Regions from separate parts of the Homo sapiens genome. Here all the other regions are linked to region 1. The links are chromatin contacts, found by Hi-C or POLR2A ChIA-PET in ENCODE. All regions are on one chromosome and are shown on one strand. The core of a region is the stretch at or near the end of the contact, and the rest is flanking DNA. Distances in the headings are between cores, read along the strand shown.

Region 1 (2,611 bases), core at 71-2,570:
AAGAGGGGAAGAATTGAAAACGGTTGGTTTTACTTCTTGGCAGTTAGGACAGTTTGGGAACAAACCTTAGGTCTCCTGCATTTGCATTTTATTGGGAGATGGGCTTCTCGTTGATCGCAGAATGAAGTTCAAACTTCGTAACATGTTTTTGAAGAGTTTTAGATTTTAGCTTTCGTTCGAGCCGCCCTTACCTACACGTCCTGGGCGTCTGCCACTACAGCGTGATCTCTTTCTTAGTTTGTCCTGCGCTTTTTCACCGACCTCTCCCTCTACCCTGGACTTTGTCCCCTTGGGCTCAGTCAGGTCCCTCTAAAGCCTTCCCACGTTTCAAGGGCTAGTTTAATCTCCAGGGCTTTTAGGAAAACTTCCCAAACCCCATTTTCAGATGCAATGTCGCTCTCCCCTATTTCTCTAGCACTTTGAACTCTAGCTATTATTAAATTCTAACGTGGCATTTTCGCTTGTTTGTATCCCCCAACCAGATTGCGACCACCCTGTTGGGGAGGTCTTTTAAGAAATCGCTGTGTCCAGCCCTGGCACAGTGCCTGGTACAAAGAAAATTCCCAGCAAAGGTTTGTTGAAATGAATCCGAACTCCGGAGGGTAAAGGAGAAGCGCCTATGCCTAGTAGTAAAGGCCTATTCGCGACCTTTGGGAAGGCCTGTGGTGTGGCTGGGCCCTGTCCCCAGCTCTAAACTGGCAGGAGAACGCGGCGAGGCGGAAGACTCGTGTAAGAGTCTCTGAACTCCCTTTCCTTCTTTTTGACTTTTATAGAAGAATCTGCAAGTTCTTCTCCAACAGCCTTGGGCCCCGCCTTAAGGGGCGGTGAAAAGGGGTGGGGTTGTGGTAGTTGGGAGGGATGCCCAGCCTCGTGGCAATTCTGGACTCGCTTTTCTTTTGTAATTTTTAAAGTTTCGCAAATTCCAGCTCTAAGCTGGGGGCCGAGGGTGTAGAGGGTTTCCTGATGCGCACATTTTGCGTTCCAGGGAAAGCTCCCAGGATTCGGAGCTTTGCCTAATTTAGCCTTCTCACATGTCCCACCGCTAGGAAGGCTACCGAGTGCGCCCGGCCTCCACACCCAGCCGGCCGGCGTGGAGAACCCGCTGTTCAGCCCGCGCTTCCTTCTTCAACCCTCTGGGCAAACCCGGGACTAGCGTGTGGGGGAGCTCCCAGCCCGCGGTACCAGGCGAAGTAGGGGGACGGTTGGACTACAACTCCCAGGCTGCCCCGGGAGCAAGGAGGGGGAGGGGGCGAGCGGGAGGGGCCTGGGTGGGGCGGGGTGGGGGTCAGGGAAATCCCGCCCCGCTGCGCAGCAGCAACGACACAAAGCCTGACTTTACAACCTCAGAGAAAGTGGAAGTAAGAAGGCTTAGGTGGGCAGGCAGGACGAGAGAAAGACTGAGAGGAGGGAAAGCCGCGTAGGTGGGAGTACAGCGGCGCGAGGGTCGAGGGGGAACCCTCGTCGGTGCAGATGAGGAGGGTGGGCTTTCAGAACTAGTCCCCCCTCGCACCCCGCCCCGCCCCTCCCGCGCTGGGGTCTTCACGGTGCCCTGCCTCAGAGCCCGGCTCCACCACGCCCGGAAGAGGGAGTCTGGCCGTCGGCTGGCTCAGGGCGGGCCGGTTGGCTGTACCCAGGCTCCCTGGCCCGAGTGCGGGACCAGAGCGCGGGGCGGCGCGGCAGCCGCGGACCGAGGAGGGGCTGCGAGCGAAACGGCGCGGCGCGGCACGGCGGACGAGTTAGGGCCGGGGCGAGGGAGGCTGTGGCTCCCGACAGAGACAGGGGAGTAGTGTCGGGCTGAGGCGAGGTGAGGCGCGGGGTGCCTCGGGAGGGTTCCCCGTGCCCCGAGGGGGGCGGCCGCGGAGTCCAGCGGGGAGGCGGGCGGTGGTGCCGCGTCGGGGAAGAGCGCATCCCGCGGGGTGCCGAGCCCGGCGCTGGCGGAGAGACGGGGGCGCCCCCTCCCCACAGGAGGAGCCTCGCGCTCCTCCGCCATCCTTCCCCCGCGCGGCGGGCTCGCCTTCTCAGTGGGTGCTGCGCGAGCTGCCGGCCCGGGGTGCCGGGGCCAGATAAGGGCGATCCGCGGGGCCGCCGCCCCCGGGTCAGGCAGGCCGGGGGCGGGCCGCGAGTGAGGCGGGGCGGCGGCTAGGCTGCGGGCGGCTGGGGGGCGGGGGAGCGCGGAGAGCCGAGGGGGGCAGGCGGCGAGCGGGTGGCCCGGCCGCCCGCCTCGCTGCTCCGCTTGGCGCCGCCGGCCCACGCCGCAGTGTGTTTTGTGGACGGCGCCTTCCCAGACAGCCCGGTAGAGCCCAGCTCAGCGCCCGGCAGCCTTCGACGCGATGTTCCGCCGGAGCTTGAATCGTTTTGTAAGTACACTCGCTGCGGCTCCGCGCGTGCCGGTTTGCTTGCTCGCCAGCCCCTTCGCCGGGTCCCTCACAACAATTTTCTGAGGGGGCAGTTACGTCTCTGGGAGACACCACCACCCCTCTTCTTCCTTTTCACCGAAACACGGTGCCCAGGCGGCCGGGGAGGGGAGGCAGGTAGGGCTCTCGGGGTATCCCACCCTCGCCCCCAGGACAATTCGACCAGGGCTTCCCGGAGCTGTTACAAACTCTGCCTG
Region 2 (2,611 bases), core at 63-2,562, 7.7 Mb after region 1:
ACTCTCTCCTAAGCATGACCAACACATTCAGAGATATTAGAATTGCCAACAGGTGGGATGACCTGAAAAAGAACTCCTTGCTTTGACAGTTTAGTAATAGAGCAAAGACTTGCCACGATTGCTCAACACTGGCTGGATCAGAAGAGGAATTTCCAGACTCAGTTACAAGCACGGCTGGTGGAGGGCTGTGAATCCCACCAGACAGTCTGGAGACAGCTAGGCAGGGAGATGAGCAGCAGAGCTCCAAATCAGGCAACAGCACGTGTGAAAGGAGCAGTGACCTGTGGGGAAACTCATAACTCACAGACCAAACCCCTTCCAGCAGAGGGCAGTGCCTCTGATACGACACAGGGCCCAGGCCAGCTGGAGCCAGAGCTGGGGACTTCGCTGGAGAGATGGCACCGGCCTGAGGTCAAGGAGAAATTGAACTAAACTCTCCTTTGAAGACTGTAAGTGACATTGGGGAATACTCAGGGAGGGACAGTGGGACCTCACACTACTATGATTCGCCTGTGTTCTAATGTCCAACAATTTAGGCTGAGTAATAAATCTCTTTATAGAGTTTGGCCATTTAGGGCTTGTAAGTAAGGGAATTTGGAGTCATTTTTGCTAGGCTGGCCACTGAGTCTCGCAGGTTTCTGGGTACATGCTTGAATTGAAAAGAAAGTGACACACCTAAAATACAGCCTAGACTCCTGGCCCTGGGGCTCTGTGGATCCGACACAAAGTTTACAAATAGAAAGCTAGCAAAGGGAAAGATAGTCGGAAGTAACAATTTTATCTAAAAATAGAAACTTAGAATCTAACACCAGAGTTACTACTTGCTTTTGAATTTCAAAGACTACATAGGATGGCCTTTAAAACAAAACTTCAGCATGTAAGAGCCAGCCAAGCAAATTGTTATACATAATCAACGATTAAAATAAATTAGTCTTTAGGCCTAAACCGTTTCCAATCAAATCTTTCTTGAATATTGGTTACCTTTTCTGCCGTGTAGTGGTTGGAATCAAATGAGAACATAGCTGAGCAGAGTACCATAAAGTCTACTTCTAATGCTGCTGTTTTCGAGCCTTGTGATTTTTTTTTAAGTGACTTTAGTATTCGCTGGTAAAGTCAAGGCGGATCTACCAGACGGTAAAAGTTCTGTGTGTTTGTCAGGCACGGCTAAGTAAAACGCACTGCATCTGAAAGTCTAAGGGTAGTTTGCATGCATCTCTCAGCAAAATAGCAAGTGGAAGAAATACCAGCAAGGAGAATAAACTTTCTGGGCTGTTTGATTTCCCCTGCAACTTCTAGTCCAGGGATGTTTGGCGTTCTCCCGGTCGCTAGATTATTAGCCCGCAGGTTCCGCACCGGCCAGGGAGCCGCTCAAGTCCTAGGGCCGGGCGGCTGGAGGTTGCAGGTCGGAGGGGCTTCTACGGGTTTGGGGGTGGGACGGTCCGCGGCAGCCGCGGGCGGGTAAGGACTGACGTCGCAGGTTTCCAGAGGCCCGTTCCCGAAGCCGGAGTCCCGACCCGAAACCGTCCCCGGCCGGCTCGCTCGCTCAGCAGGGCGCGGCTCCAGCGCCACCCGGCTCGCCCCGAAGAGGTGGGACTTTCCCCACCGGAAGTGATCCCGTCCAGTCTCGGGGAACTGGGGCACCTCAGCCAGTGTGTCAGGGAAACCCTTCCGGGTGTGTGCTTGGTGGGGGTGGGGGTGGGGGTGGGGGTGGGGGTGGGGGGTGGGTGAGAAAAAAAAGAGGTGGGTTCGCCTGGAGTCCCTGCGGCCGCCGCGGAAGGCCCCCGCTTCTTTCCCCGCGGCGAGCAGCAGCGCTGGGGCAGCGGAGAGACAGAGGAGCCAGCGGGTGGCCATGGCCTTGGCGTGACAGAGCCTCCCCGGCGGCCGGGCGGGTGCGGACGGCGGGGTAAGCGGCAGTAGCTTGATCCGGGTGGGAGTTGGGGGAGGCGGCGGCCGGCGCCGCAGGTTCGGGGCGGGGGTCAGCCGGGTAATGTGCGTCCTTCTCCCCTTCACAGGCCGGACGACCCCCGCGGGAGCCGGGGCCCAGAAACCCGCCCGGGCAGCGGTAACTGGAACGGAGCCCTCAGGCCTGAGCCGGCTGGGCTGCGCGAGCAGGAAGCGGGGTCCCTGGGCCCCTTTGTGTGAAGGGCGGGGGAGGAGTGCCGGGCAGCCCCGGGCTGCGGGCTCCTCCGACGTCCGCCTCGCCGCAGGGTCCCCTCGCCGCAGCCCCCACCCTTTCCCTCCCGGGGGCACGCGCCTCCTCGCCACCCTCGCCGGGCTTTTCCCAGGCTCGCCCTCCTCCCCACGCCCCCTGCTCGGGCTGCAGTTCCTATAGGAAGGGCATTACCATCCCTTCCCCACCCTCCCCGACTCTACGCTCTTTCCCCTCCCCCTCCTGTAACTTCCTCTTCTTCCCCGGTTGGGCCCTCTGCTCCTCTGCACTCTCCTCCCCAGTTCGCAGATTTCCGCCCACCTTCCGCCTCGTCTAGCCGCGCCACAGCTAGCGGGGTGATCTTTCCCCCCCTCTGGTAGGAGTTGGTGAAGGTGAGACTCATGAGGGAATACAAGGTAGTGGTGTTAGGGAGTGGAGGGGTTGGCAAATCTGCCCTTACTG
Region 3 (2,611 bases), core at 54-2,553, 7.4 Mb after region 1:
ATTTCGCCTCACCTGTCTGGGAAGTGTCTATGAGCGTCCCGCTGTGAACCACACTGCCTTTCTCACTGGCACTTCAGTTCCTGAAGAGCCAGAAACTTTGCACCCCTACCCCAACCCCGCCTCTGGGGATGTGTGCCTGCTTCGTTTGTTTTCGCTTTTGTAAAATCTGAGCGTTATGATTTGTCCCCCTTTCCCTTCCTAATGAAATGACAAAGGGTCTGTGCAGCGGGGGCTGGGCTGCTGGGTTTGGGGGCGAGGCGCCACACCCCCTGAGAATAAAGCCCGCGCTGCGCTCTCGGAGAACCAGGCACGAGTGAGCGAACCACACAAAGAATATATTTCGCGACGAAACAGCGCCCTACAGGAAGAAAGTGCCCGCACTCCGAGCGTGAGCCGCAGCGCGACTTTTTGGCGCTCTTTGGGAGCAGTGAGAGAGAGGCGGAGGCCAGAGAGTCCGGGGTGGGCGCGGGAGCCGGGGCGGCCCTTGGCCGCATTCCCGCCCGTCCCGCAGCGGCGCGCGGAGCCAGGTGAGGTTGGCGGCGGCGCCGCGCTACCTGGCCGGGCGGGGCGGGGCCGGGCGGCCGCGTGCGCCGCTTCCGAGTCCGGCGCTCCGGATGCCCGCCCGCGCTCCGCTGGCCCGCGGAGTTTCGCGGGAGTTTCCGTTTTGGCGCCTAAAGCCCCTCGCTGGCGCCGTTTCCCTCCGCGTGCCGCGTCTGTCCGGCGCGGGACGCACGGAGGCGCGGCCCCAGCCCGGGCTGCCTGGGGTCGGCGGGGCTGCGCGAGGGGACGTCTGGCGTCCGGCGGAGGGCACTGGCCCGGGAGGAGGGCACGCCTTTGGCAAAGGCCGGGCGGGGTTGGGACCGGGGTTGCTATGGTAGCTGCGAGCCCGGGCGGGAGCCCCACGCCCGGCCTCCGCGAGGGAGCTGGGGCGCTCCGAGGTGTGCTCCGAGTGGACTGAACCAAGAGCCTGGGAGGAGCGGGTAGGGCCGGCCCGTGGCCTTGTCCCCTCCTCCCACAGCCCGCCGGCCGGCCCCGGGAAGGGGCCTCGAGGAGCCCAGAAAAGAAAGTATTCTGGCCCCTGGAACCGAAAGGAGTCTTGCAAAAAGCACGAAGGGGTCAAGGGGGCCGAAGGGAGAGGGGGAACCGTCGCCTCCGTCCGAGAGTCAGCGTGCGCGTGTCTGTAGACTTGACATTTTATACCCCAGAGCGGCCGACTTGGAGCCGGGTTGCAAGTCCCAGCCCTGAAGTTCTGGAGGTGGGGCGGGCTTTAATTTGCTTATATCTAATGATTTCAGGAACCTCGCTTTAAAATGGCGGCATTCAGTATGCACCCCTGCTAAAGGCTCTCCCGGCACCGGGGCCACCTCGCGCAGCGCTGCTTTTGCTTCTGCCGCTAACAGATGGCATGTGCCGCTGTCGCTGCCGCTGCCCCTGCTGCTGCCGCTGAGAGCAGGGCCCCTTAGCCTCTGGGTTTGCGCTAGCAGCGTAAGGTAAGGCTGGAGATGAATTGGGATTTGTAAGAGAGGCTGCCTTCCTCGGACGCCGAGGAAATAATGCCTTTTAAACTTCATTTTACAAAATAGCAAATAGGAGGAAAAGTCATCCTGCAACTTTGTTGCGATTTTAGAGCTTTGATCATTTTCCTCCTCCTTTCCTCCTCCTCCTTTTTCTTCTTCCTTCTCTTCCTCCTCTTCTCTTCCTCCTCCCCTTCCTTCCTTCTTTCTTTTTTTCTACTTTCTTCTTTTTAATTTAAAGGAACTTCTTGCATGGCATATAATCAGCAAATGCTTTTTAACAACGAATTTCCCCATTTTCACGCGATATCGTGAGCAGTGCCACAGCTTCCTTGCAGAACCTTGTCTCTTCCTGCCCTGAGTCAACACGTTTGGGCAGCTCGCTTTTACTACTGGGGTTTGAAGGGCATGAGAGTAGATTTTAGGAGACTATTAAAAAGGGAACTTTAGTTTTTAACACTCACACAATAAGCTTTTATGGTAAGAAAACGAAATTAAACCCAGACGAGTAATGAAAGTTGACATTTAAGTGATTCTTTGTTGTGGTTTCATAATTAGGGTAATAGACCTACTGTGTGTTTTTCTGAGCACTCTTAGATAGCTAGCTAGCTAGCTAGCTAGCTAGATGATAGATAAAACAGATAAATTAATTGTGGCTCTAATTAAAGTAATATGTTTTAAAGGAGTTATTTTCTCCTAGATGTTCTTACATCGTTTGTAAATTGAGCTGGGATCCCCACAGCCTCTCCGTATTTGTGGGTAGACTTCATGGGAAAGAATCAATTAAAACAAAACTTGCAAGATTTAATTTTGAAGTGATTGGTACTTTTTTTATTAAGCGGACTCCCTGCTTTAGTGAATAAACGTTTGGGTGATTACTGATATAATGTTTGGAAAACAGATTGTTGGTATGTGGGAATGACTAAACATCCATGCTTGATACAATTTATCTGAATTTTGTTTTGTTTTGTTTCCCCCTCCAGTGAAAGGTAAATAGACAATGAGGCTTATCAGACACCTTGGATTTTTCCTGATTATATTTCCATCTTCTCCTTGGCCCATGAAAATCTAATCCTGAATGTTTAACTACTTTTTAA

The links. A loop is a pair of places that touch in the nucleus more often than their neighbours do. ChIA-PET counts read pairs that join two places held with the same protein, here RNA polymerase II (POLR2A). Pooled maps may share reads with other maps.
Region 2: a loop to region 1 is called in a pooled map, with 25 times the contacts of the local background. The contact joins the promoter of RAP2C-AS1 here to the promoter of ATP11C in region 1. A Hi-C loop is called at or near these places in 5 of 50 pooled maps.
Region 3: a map of naive thymus-derived CD4-positive, alpha-beta T cell shows a loop between it and region 1 (25-fold over the local background). The contact joins the promoter of MBNL3 here to the promoter of ATP11C in region 1. A Hi-C loop is called at or near these places in 1 of 168 maps with a recorded cell type or tissue (naive thymus-derived CD4-positive, alpha-beta T cell) and 6 of 50 pooled maps. POLR2A ChIA-PET finds 5 or more read pairs at or near these places in 1 of 52 experiments (MCF 10A).

Annotation. Positions count from the first base shown.
Region 1 is chrX:139,931,762-139,934,372 of GRCh38, reverse strand. ATP11C (ATPase phospholipid transporting 11C (ATP11C blood group)) reads left to right here and starts at 1,320. Exons shown (of 30, transcript NM_001353812.2): 1 at 1,320-2,357. The coding sequence starts at 2,331. RefSeq lists enhancers at 634-683, 724-1,073 and silencers at 1,854-2,093, 2,134-2,293.
Region 2 is chrX:132,217,208-132,219,818 of GRCh38, reverse strand. RAP2C-AS1 (RAP2C antisense RNA 1) reads right to left here and starts at 1,312. Exons shown (of 3, transcript NR_110410.1): 1 at 982-1,312. RAP2C (RAP2C, member of RAS oncogene family) reads left to right here and starts at 372. Exons shown (of 6, transcript NM_001271186.2): 1 at 372-449; 2 at 1,478-1,587; 3 at 1,807-1,903; 4 at 2,013-2,611. The coding sequence starts at 2,551. RefSeq lists enhancers at 1-50, 381-450 and silencers at 1,883-1,932, 1,943-2,382.
Region 3 is chrX:132,487,730-132,490,340 of GRCh38, reverse strand. It overlaps MBNL3 (muscleblind like splicing regulator 3), which reads left to right and starts at 1,303. Exons shown (of 9, transcript NM_001386889.1): 1 at 1,303-1,490. RefSeq lists a silencer at 455-1,024.